Linked DNA regions of Homo sapiens: region 1 is linked to region 2. The links are chromatin contacts, found by Hi-C or POLR2A ChIA-PET in ENCODE. All regions are on one chromosome and are shown on one strand. The core of a region is the stretch at or near the end of the contact, and the rest is flanking DNA. Distances in the headings are between cores, read along the strand shown.

Region 1 (5,256 bases), core at 2,707-5,206, 310 kb after region 2:
CTTCCAAAGTTCTGAAAAAATTGGTTTTGATAATTTTTGCCAGTGTTGTTGTTGCTTCTATGGATGAATAGATTTTTGGAGTCCTTATGCTGCCATTTTGAAAGTACTTCTACCAGGTGTAAATATTTTTAAAGAATTTGTCATGACCTTCTGTAGAGGATATAATCTTAATTTGAGTTATGACTCTAGATTAGAACCAAAGCACACACCAAGCAATCAGTATTTATTGATGTTCTGAGATCATCATCAAGGAAAGATTGTCTTATTACACTTGCTTTAATGCAATCACTGATCCCAATCGTGTGAACAGATGAAAATTCAATTAAAAAGTAGTTCTGACTCTGCCTAGAACTGTCTCAGAAGGTGGGAAAATTGAATCAATACACAGGGCATTATTCATAACTCTTCTGCATAGAACTGATTATAATGGGAATTCACAGAAGGGAGAGCATTTATGTTAGAAAAGTCAGAGGTAGCTTCATAAAGGGAAGTAGAAGTTGAACCCAATCTTGAAGGATAAATGGTGGTGAGTAAATAAGAGGAAGACCAGTGTCGGCTGGGGCATGACATTAGCATCAAGGAGGAAGACAGCACCACAGAGACCTGCCCTTTTGCTTTAGAGAGTTTTTGTTTTTTTACTGTGGAATAATAATGAAAATTAAAGGTAAATAAGTTGCAGATAGATTCTAGAAGTGGCAGCTGATTAGTCCAAAGCCCATTAGGCATTCATTAAATATTTGTAAATTAAGAGAAAAAAGTAAATGCTGTGTTTTGGCTACCTTTAAATTATTTTGCAGATAGGATTTGAAGTTGACAGATTAATTTCTGCTAAATCACAGTTTTTGGTGTTGAATATGTGAAATTTTCCAATTTTTTAGGTGTCATTTGCCTATGCTGTATATTGGATTAGAATATGGTTTGACCAATAACTCAAAACTAGCTGAAAGGTTCTTCAGCCAAGCTCTGAGCATTGCACCGGAAGACCCTTTTGTTATGCATGAGGTCGGCGTGGTTGCATTTCAGAATGGAGAGTAAGTACTGGAAGACCAGAAACCCTTCTGTTAACTAGTGATTGTAAATACAGTAGGTGATCACTAGAGTTCACTGACAAAAGCGACTCTTCAGTAGATTTGTACTTTTAAATGTTCTATTTTAGGAGAAGGAGATAGAAAAAAAAGAGAGAAACTGTTATCTTGGATTTCCTTAAAAATTCTAAACCCAGGTTTTGGTCTTTTTTTGATCTGAGCTACCACTTCTTTTCTTACATGATTGGACAGTTCAGATTACACATACCCCACAGTGTGGCTGGGGGCACTGTGGAATCCTTAGTTATCTCTGTGTTGATAAGGAGTTGAATTTACGTATTTGAGAAGAATTTGACATGGTTTTTGAAACAAAAGTGTTTTCTATTTAGTTACTAGTAAGTCAGAAAATTTAATTCCTGGTCAGTGTAGGCTTTACTGTACTCTAGAATATTTGTAGAATAAGTGATTTGGTGTTATACTCAAAGAGAAAAATGTATGTAATCCTTTGCATTTCATGATATACAAATTTTAAAATGGTAAATTAGTTTCAGTTTTTTTTGGTTTTTGTTTTTGTTTTTTTGAGATGGAGTCTCGCTGTGTTGCCCAGGCTAGAGTGCAGTGGCGCATTTTCAGCTCACTGCATTCTCTGCCTCCCAGGTTCAAGCGATTCTCCTGCCTCAGCCTCCTGAGTAGCTGGGATTACAGATGCCCACCACCACGCCCGGCTAATTTTTGTATTTTTAGTAGAGACAGGGTTTCACCATGTTGGTCAGGCTGGTCTCGAACTCCTGACCTGGTGATCCGCCTGCCTCAGCCTCCCAAAGTGCTGGGATTACAGGTGTGAGCCTCCACGCTCGGCTGTAAATTAGTATTAATACTACTACAGTGTCATTTATGGCATGTATGTGTTCTAAAAAATGGGTTATCTAGGTATTTTTTAAAAGTTTGAAGCTTTAAAATAAATAGTAATCTTTTAATATAATACAGTAATCATCAGTATTTGCGAATTTGCCTACTCATTAAAATTTATTTGTAACCGCCAAATCAGTTCCTGAGGTGCTTTCTGAGCCATTGGCAGACATGCCCAGGGCTGGGAGAAAGCTGGGTCTCCTGGCACACACACTTCCAGCTGGAGTCTAAGAAGGCAACGCTCTGCCTTTTTTCCCAGTTCAACTATAAACCAGTGTACTTCTTGTGGTCTATTTAGTGCCACAGTTTTCACATTTTTGTGCTTTTTGTTGATGATTTCACTGTTTTGAAATAATCCCCAAGCTTAGTGAAATGCTATCTAGTGTTAATTGTGATACACTTTTGTGTTACAGAGGAAACACATGTATTAGAGAAGCTTCATTCAAGCAGGCATCAGTATTTATAGTGCTGCTGGCCCTGACTTCAATATTGATGAATCAACAATATGTATCAAATAAGACGTCTTTAAATAGAAACACACATAAAACAAGGTTACGCATTGATCAATTAGAGAAAATGTGACCAGAGAATTGCAGGAATCTAACTGTATTTCCCCTGGCAGCCGCGGTTCAATATTTGCTAACTCAGTGTACACAGTGACTTTATAGAACATAAATACTGTGGTTGGGTGCGGTGGCTCCCGTCTGTAATCCCAGCACTTTGGGAGGCCGAGATGGGCATATTGCTTGAGGCCAGGAGTTTGAGACCAGCATGTGCAACATGGCGAAACCCCATCTCTACTAAAAATACAGAAATTAGCCAGGGATGGTGTTGTACACCTGTAATCCCAGCTGTGTCAGGAGGCTGAGGCACAAGAATCACTTAAACCCGGGAGGCAGAGGCTGCAGTGAGCTGAGATCGCACCACTGCACTCCAGCCTAGGTAACAGAGTGAGACTCTTAAAAAAAAAAAAAAAAAAAAGGAATATAAATACTGTATCTCCCAAAATCTTGAAATCTTGAACTCTTGATATTAATGCCGTAAAATTAATCATTTGTGACTTAACTTTGAATTTTTATAATTATTTCCAGCAGTTTACCCCATTGCATTTTAGTACTACTAGAAAGGTAATCAAAAATTTTTTTAAAGTTTATATTTGCTAATTTCGAATAATCTGCAACCTTTTTTCCTTTCATTTTAGATGGAAAACAGCCGAAAAATGGTTTCTTGATGCTTTGGAAAAAATTAAAGCAATTGGGAACGAGGTATTCTTTGTAGTACCTGTAAATATACACATATACACCCCTGAGTGTTTACTGTTAAATGAGGAAAACAACACAGAAATCTCTTGCCTTCGAAGATAGTAACCTGATATTTTCATAACAAGCGGCTGTTAATGTTTGCATTGTCAGTTAACTGTTTTACCACATGGTAAGAAATGAGTTTTTTCCCTAAGAGGGCAAGTGTTGGCGTTTGCTTCTTAAATGGGCTCTAGCTTTGAAACGTGAGAGGCATCAGAATAGATTGGGTGATTATTTGAAGCTAGGAATAGTCATTGGGTCACGGAAACAATTGGGCACTGTAGCGTCAGATGTAATATTCCTCTAGAACTTCAGAGAGCTTCTTTGACTGAAGGGTAAATAAAGTATAGCAGCAGGTCCCACTTCTGAAAGGATAGGGATGGGATAGGTATTACTGAAATTCACACCTTTTGTTGCTGTTACTGCATACTGAGTGTGTATTTGGGCCTTTCCATTTTAAAATATTTGACTGCTTCTGTTGTATGAACGATCCCGTGAATTGGTGCTTATGAGTTAACCTAACAATTATCAAGGATGTGTATATACTGATATTACTTAAAAGTAGTAACAGTTTTAGATACCATAAACTTGCATAGTAAGAGATTTGCATGATGCTCTTCTGTTTCATTCGTGCCTGTTTTGTTTCATTCTATTCTGATTTTCACTTCTCAGCTTCCTGCTGTTACTGTTTGTGCACACCTGCCCACAGTTTTCTTCTCCCTTGGCTGTTAGCTCTCTCTGCTGTTACAGACACAGCTTTGCCTCCCTGCCAAGCGATCTGCCTGTCCCCATAGACACAGCTTTGTTTACTTTGGTCTCTCATGTCATCTGAACTTATAAACACTATTTCTGTGTTTGCACATGCGTGTATATAAAGCAGGTGCCTCTGTCGCATAGTCTTGGGTAGTTCTGGATAATCCAAGTGTTTTGTTAATAGGGGATTGCCACTTGCCACCTTGTCAGTTTTCTAAGAAGTGACTGCCTTATGCCCCAGACGGGCTCAGCAGCATCAGCATCACCTAGAAGCCTGCTAGAAGTGCAGAATCTCAGACCAACTGAATCAAAATCTGCAGTTTTAGCGTGATGCCCAGGGGATTATCACGCACAGAAAAGTTTTGAGAAGCACTTTCCTAAACCATACTTAAGTTGAGCCTGTATTCTTTGATGATTAAGGGGCACTAAATTTAGAGTCTTACAGAAACTTAATGGTTTTAAGTATGAAAGCACAACACTATTGAAATGTCAAAATGCTCATTAAAAAGTTATACGAAGAGGGGGAAAATATTGACTTTATTAGAAACTGCAGCAAATGTCAAAGAGAAACAGTCATGCCTAAGAGTCATTAAATGATTTGTTTTTCATTCACATGGGCTGTGCCTCCTAGAACTGGTCTCAATAGAGTTAGAGAATCTGTGGCTCAGGTCTGTTCATTCATTTAGTTGACATATATTTAATGAGTGTCAGCCATGCCATAGGCTCTGAGCTAGGCCTTGGGATGCAAAGGGGAATGAGTTTACTATTTCCTGACCTCAGATCAACTGGCGAATGTAAGTACGTAAATTGACAGTGAAAATACGGTGCAATTGAGGAACTAAAGGTGCCCACAGAGAAAGGCAGTTCACCCAGAAATGAGCCTTTTGCATACACCTCAGTCCTGAAAGTCATCAGACATCAGCTAGGCAAAAATTAGGGCAAGGGTATTCCAGTGTTTGCAAAAATTGGAGCTAATTCATTATGGCTTGGATTTTGAGTTCACAGAGAATGTCAAGGAGTGGGTCAGGAGGGTTAAGTGTGGATCACTAAAGGCCCAGAATGAAAGAGTTTGTGCCTTATCCTGAGGAGAATGGGAAAACAAAAGGGATTTAAGAAGGAAACAACCCGGTCAGACTTTTATGATTGGGGCCCAGATTTGACTCTGTTAATGAGGAAGGTGAGGACTAAATAGGTTGGAGTTATGCCTAGCAATTAGAAGGAACCAGCCCTGGTGTGCCTCATGGAAGGGTCAGAGGGGGTGGGGGTGC
Region 2 (5,940 bases), core at 2,721-5,220:
AATACTGGCTGCTGCCAGGGCAGGAGGGCGGACCAACCTCAAAGGGCCCAAAAGACCCAGAACCCGCTCCAGATGGGCAGGGCAGCCAGGAGTAGGTCACTGCTGCCGTCTGCTGTCGGAAGCAGGAGTTTCATTCTGCCCACGTGGCCTCCAAGTTCCAGCAGAAGACAGCTCCTCAGGAAGCAGGGAGCTCAGGGCCTGATGGGGCCATTAGGCCTTTTTATTTACCTGAAATGATGGCCCAAGGCTGGGTGAGGCTTCACAGATGTGAGAAGCAGCTGGCATCACAGTGGGTGGAGCGGGGAGCTGGCAGCAAGGCTTGGTTGGTTCTTGGCCCCACCTGTGCAGCTTCTGCGGCCCCGGGTGTCCATTTCCACCTCCCGAGATTCCTTGGGCCCAGGCCTGTAGTGGACACAAGCAGGTCCCGGACACACAGCCAAGCAGATGCGCAGCCATGTAGACAAGGAGCCCAGGAAGCACACAGGCTGACCCCGTGACACTTCCCCCCAGACACTCACTCAGGGGTCCACACCCACCATGGCCCATCAGCCAGGCCATTGGGAGGATGACAGCATATCCATGGGATTGGGGGTCAGCAGTGCTTTCCCGACCCCTCCTCCATGATTCTGGCCTGCCGAGCACTGACTGCCCTCTCTAGGAGCCCATGTCCAGCCAGGGTGCTGCCCCAGCGCCCATCGGGGCCATGGAGCGGGGCTCAGGCTGACCCATGAAAAGCCCACGTCCTGCCACAGGGACTCAGGGGACTTCTCATCGTTCCCAAGAGATGGTGTGGAGTTCTCAAAAACCTGCCTGAGCACACATTTATATCTGGCAATTTTTTAAAAAACTAACTACTGAGGAGTCACATAGACATGACTCAGCATGAAAGGAACCAGCCCCAGAAGAGCCCACAGCACCGGTTCAAGACCAGGCAAAACTAGCAGAAGGGACCAACGTCTGCCTGGCACCTGCCTCCTGGGACTGAAGCCCAGTGACTGGGGAGGCACAAAGAGGAAACTTCTATTTATTGTTCTTGACATCAAAAATGTTAAATTACTTATGAGTGGCTTTGACCAAAACAAGTGGTGGACATATACTCGGAAAGCTACATGAGAAAGTTAACCAGGAGGCCCTGGGCTGAGGCGGCTTCAGTGCCTGGGACCCTGTGTGAGCACACCGAAGCCCACTGGGAACTGGGCCACGAAACTGACACTGCCCAGAAACTGCCAAACCAGCCTCTCACCAGGGACTTCCTTTTAACCAGATGTCTTGTCTTTGTCCCGCTTCTGCAGACACTTAGAAAAGAGCTCCGCCCCTCAACCTCAGTGGAGCGCTGAACCTCACGCTGAACCTCACACGTTCTGGTACTGCTCAGTTCATGAATTGCTGAACGCTCCAACAGACCCCTTTGAATCTCAGTGTGCATGAGCTTATCACCTAAAACTACAAAACGCTACTGAGATAAATCGAAGGAGACCTGAATAAATTAAGAGATTTGTATTGTGGTATAATAAAAAATACATCTGGTCTTTGTCCCCTGTTCCAGGGACAGAACTCCTTAAATCTTTGGAATTTCCTGATAGGGGTGTCTGATTTCATAACAACTCTTTTTCACCACATTTGTTTACCCTAATGAGGTGACTCTTGGGGGACCCCAAGGTAGCTTTAGGGTGGGAGCTTGTTGCCAGAGGAACCAACCATGTAATTAGAGAGGAACTTCCAGCCCCCCTCACCGCCCCCACTCCTGGGAGGGGCCAGAGATTGAGTTTGTGTTCAATCACCAATGACCAATGACTTAATCAATCATACCTGTGTAATGAGGCCTAGATAAAAACTTTTGGGCATCAGGGTTGGGGAGCCCCCAGGCTGGGGAGCCCCCACGGTGCTCAGAGATCAGTGCCCACCTCCCCACTCTCTTCACTGAGCTGTTCATGGGTTTCCTTCATAATAAGCATGATTGTACGTAAAGCACTTTCCTGAGCCCTGGGAGGTGTTCTAGTGAATCTGAGGGGATGTAAAGTTCCCCAAATCTGCAGTTGTCAGGAGTGAGTGTGGGTTGCCTGGGTACCCATGTACGGCTGTCATCAGAAGTAGGGGCAGAGTCTTGTGGGACAGAGCCCTTCACCTTCAGGGTCTGTGACACTCCAGGTCGTCAGTGTCAGAAGAGTGTGTGTGACTCCCCAAAACAGGAAGGGCCTTTGAGATGAAGACGATTAAGAAGAAACAGGTCCAGGAGTGCTCTCCGGATTCCTCTTTTTGCCTAAAGCAGGGCATAGATTTACAAAGACAAAGGGCATTCTGTCCCCTCTTGCAGGGAGAACAAAGGCTAAGCCCTGAAGACAGTGTCAGGCCCTCACACCCGCAGATGCCCCGACAAGCTGTGCTCCCAGCCTCTGCCAGTCCTGTGCCTGGCCCCAAGCTGCCCACAGAGGGACCTCGGTGCTCCCATCTGTGGAGTGGGGTCATCACTCATGTCTCAGGCACCTTGGTGCTCCCATCGCCCCCTGCCTTGGGGACCTTGGTGCTCCCATCTGTAGAGTGGGGTCATCATTCTTGCTTGAGGGACCTCAGTGCAACCATCTGTAGAGTGGGGTCCTCACTCCCTGCCTCAAAGACCTCAGTGCTCCCATCTGGAGAATACGGTCATCACCCCCACCTCGGGGACCTCAGTGCTTCCATCTGTAGAGTGGGGTCCTCGCCCCCTGCCTCGGGCACCTCGGTGCTCCCATCTGTAGAGTGGGGTCATCACTCTTGCCTGAGGGACCTCAATGCACCCATCTGTAGAGTGGGGTCATCACCCCCTGCCTCAGAGACCTCGGTGCTCCCATCTGGAGAATATGGTCATCACCCCCACCTTGGGGACCTCACTGCTCCCATCTGTAGAGTGGGGTCCTCACCCCCTGCCTTGGGAACCTCGGTGCTCCCATCTGTAGAGTGGGGTCCTCGCCCCCTGCCTCGGGCACCTCGGTGCTCCCATCTGTAGAGTGGGGTCATCACTCTTGCCTGAGGGACCTCAATGCACCCATCTGTAGAGTGGGGTCATCACCCCCTGCCTCAGAGACCTCGGTGCTCCCATCTGGAGAATATGGTCATCACCCCCACCTTGGGGACCTCACTGCTCCCATCTGTAGAGTGGGGTCCTCACCCCCTGCCTTGGGCACCTCGGTGCTCCCATCTGTAGAGTGGGGTCATCACCCCCTGCCTGCCCCTCAAGGTGTTCAGGGCCAGAAGGGCTGTGTCCTGCCTCTCCCCAGAGTGGCCTGGCTTCTGTCCCTGAGGAGTTGCTTTCACATTGCCCTTTTCAGACCTGGACACAGCATTGCAACACGGAGAGTTGACCTCCCAGCCCAGACCAGCCCAGGTGCCTCTGCCCCTGTGTGCACCAGGGCTGGCCCCGCCTCTCCTGCAGGGCCCTGGGCAGCTTTCTCCCACAGCTGGGTCTGGGGTTCAGCAGGAGCCGGCGCCCAGGGGAGACACAGGAGAGACTCCCTCCCGCTCCAGGGCACGGGAGTCCTGCCGTCTCTGGTGAACCTTGCACCCACCACAGCCTTCAGAACCAGAGCCAGAGAGAAGACCCTGTCTCCCGGCAGAGCCACCCTTCCCCGGGGCCCCGGGATGTCCGTGGCGCTGGCGAGGCTTGGGAAGGCCGGGCGTTCAGAGGAACTCGGGATGTCCACGGCTGAGGGTTTTGTGGGGTCACGTGGGAAGGACACAGGGGAATTTCCACACCATTCACAGCACAGGGTTTCCCATGGGGGCTCTCTAGGCTGAGGCCTGTGGGGCCCTCATGGGCGTGTGGTCCTGGTGTGGGGAGGCCCAGCCTCTATGAGGTGATCATCATAAGGGACGTAGTGACAGCCCCGTCCCCCTCCAGCGAATGCTCAGCTGGGGAGGAGGTATGGAAATCCTGCCTTCCTTGCTTGGATCTCGGGTGTCTGTGGTTTCCAGGACGGAAACAGGCAGCCTGAGCCCTCAGCACCGGGGCCCCCACGGGGTGGTGCTGTTGGCCAGGGAGGAAAGAAGGGCAAGGTCGTCCCTGCGGGCCGGGCTGGAGCCGGGCGGGGCCTTTGCTTGTGGGAGGCGCCCGACGTCCCTTCGTGGACTGCGTGTGGATGGAACTGCTTTGGCCTCGGCTCTGCCCGGCCACACAGTGCCAGCACCACTCCCCCCCGCCGCCACCAACAGCACTGCCCACTCGGGGGAGATCCCGGCCGGGTTTCCAGACCTCAAGACTGAAAGGCATAGAGGGGCCCAGCCAGGCCCAGGCCCCAGCGCCTGCCCCAAGGCTGCACTCGCTCCCCGCCCCCCATGCCCTGCTCCCCAAGCCTCCTCCAGGCCCCAGCGCCTGCCCCAAGGCTGCATTCATCCCCCTGCTCCTCCTCCAGGCCCCACTGTAGTCACTCACAGGCGTCGCCAGGCCATGGCGCTGCGGCCCTCCCATTTCAAAGTGGTTGCCTTTTTTGCGAAACTCCACGTAGAGATGTGCTGAACTCGACTGTCTACGACGCCCAGAGGGAACGGGGCTCCAAGAGGCTGGGGACCGGCGGCACCTGCTGCTCTGTGTTCAGCACTCCGGACAGGGCCTGGCAGGGGCCACAGTGCAACGCGACCCCACTCTCGTAAGACAACCTATGCCTCTCTCCGTATATGGCACCATCTATATGCACAGGGATTGAATACATGGTCCCGTGTGTGGGCATCTAAACCCAGACAGAGAAAACTCTGGAAAGAACACACGATTGTTCCGACAGCCCCCAAGGAACCAGAACGTTGAACTGAGACTCGCCCTTTCCCACATCACCTGCAGTGAAAACACACAGAACACTTGGCAGGGGTGGGGGTGACACGGCAGGGAAGAGGTGGCCAGTGGCACGGACACAGGTGTTTGGAGCCCGGCAGGGACACAGCCAAGGTGTAGCTGGCGTGGCTGGAGGAACTGCGCCGGCTCAGGGTCTGTGCTGCTGTGTGGCCGCCGCTCCCGCCTGCCCAGGGCCGCTGTGTGGCCACCCCTCCGCCTGCCCAGGGCCGCTGTGTGGCCGCCGCTCCCGCCTGCCCAGGGCCGCTGTGTGGCTGCCGCTCCCGCCTGCCCAGGGCCGCTGTGTGGCCGCCGCTCCCGCCTGCTCAGGGCTGGGTTCCAAGGGGGCCACCTCGGAGGTGCAGGCACCATGTGGGGCTGGGCCATCTCCCCCAGCCTGGGAGGGCTCTGACAGCCTCGCTCACTTACTGGAATCTGCACAGGTCAGGGGCCAGTGGGGACTGAGGATAAAACTGAGGCAGACTGGGCCTGGGGCAACGGGGGCCACCACCCCAGGACCACTGGCCGGCCCTAGAAAGCCCAGGCGGCATCTGTGCCCCATAGGACTGAAGGCCAAGGGCAGCGTCCTTCTAGGGGGAGCCTGGGCTTCCACCCCTCCCTGGATGTCACCACAGCTGATTTGCTGAGCTCAGGGCTGTGCATCTACAGGGGGTTCCTGCCCTGGGCCCCTGCCTGGTCCACTCCATCGACCCCAGCGCTGCTGCCTGAGCCTCTCAGCCCAACGGGCCGGGCAGCAGCAGGAACACGCTCATGCTGGGCGGGGCGGCGGGGCAGAGGCAGCCCCCGGCCTCAGCAGCATCAACCACGTGGCAGGAGCTGCTCTCGGGCTCTGCGGCGCGTAGACCTGTTTCCTCAGGGATGTCTCCTGCTCCCCACAGTCTCCAAAGCCCAGCCTCGTCCCCTCCACTAAGACGGGGCTTGGCCTCACCGCTGACCATCCTGGACGCTGACTGCCGCTGCCAGGACCCTCTGAGTTCAGCGCCCACTGAGCCCTTCCCCAGACCCCCGGCCTGGCACAAGGCAGCCCCATTCCTTGGGTGTGTGGCTGCTGAGTGCCCTGAACAGCTCGCTCGGGACCTGCCCGCTTCTCTGATGGGAGTTGGGGCCCAAGCCAGGTGGCCACT

The links. A loop is a pair of places that touch in the nucleus more often than their neighbours do. ChIA-PET counts read pairs that join two places held with the same protein, here RNA polymerase II (POLR2A). Pooled maps may share reads with other maps.
Region 1: a loop to region 2 is called in a pooled map, with 4 times the contacts of the local background. The contact joins two enhancer-like sites. A Hi-C loop is called at or near these places in 2 of 50 pooled maps. POLR2A ChIA-PET finds 5 or more read pairs at or near these places in 4 of 52 experiments (MCF 10A, activated T-cell, endothelial cell of umbilical vein and 1 more).

The regions. Positions count from the first base shown.
Region 1 is chr13:114,256,200-114,261,455 of GRCh38, forward strand. CDC16 (cell division cycle 16) reads left to right here. Exons shown (of 18, transcript NM_001078645.3): 13 at 879-1,031; 14 at 3,136-3,199. All of the region lies in intron 2 of LOC105370384 (a long non-coding RNA gene), which reads right to left. Among named protein-coding and RNA genes, the nearest start is that of MIR548AR, 14 kb to the left of the region's middle. Within about 2 kb of position 3,957, at least 5 of the 41 ENCODE cell types and tissues checked have a DNase peak (open chromatin) inside an H3K27ac peak, as active enhancers do.
Region 2 is chr13:113,947,306-113,953,245 of GRCh38, forward strand. It overlaps a transcript of C13orf46 not described here. Among named protein-coding and RNA genes, the nearest start is that of SWINGN, 21 kb to the left of the region's middle. Within about 2 kb of position 3,971, at least 4 of the 41 ENCODE cell types and tissues checked have a DNase peak (open chromatin) inside an H3K27ac peak, as active enhancers do.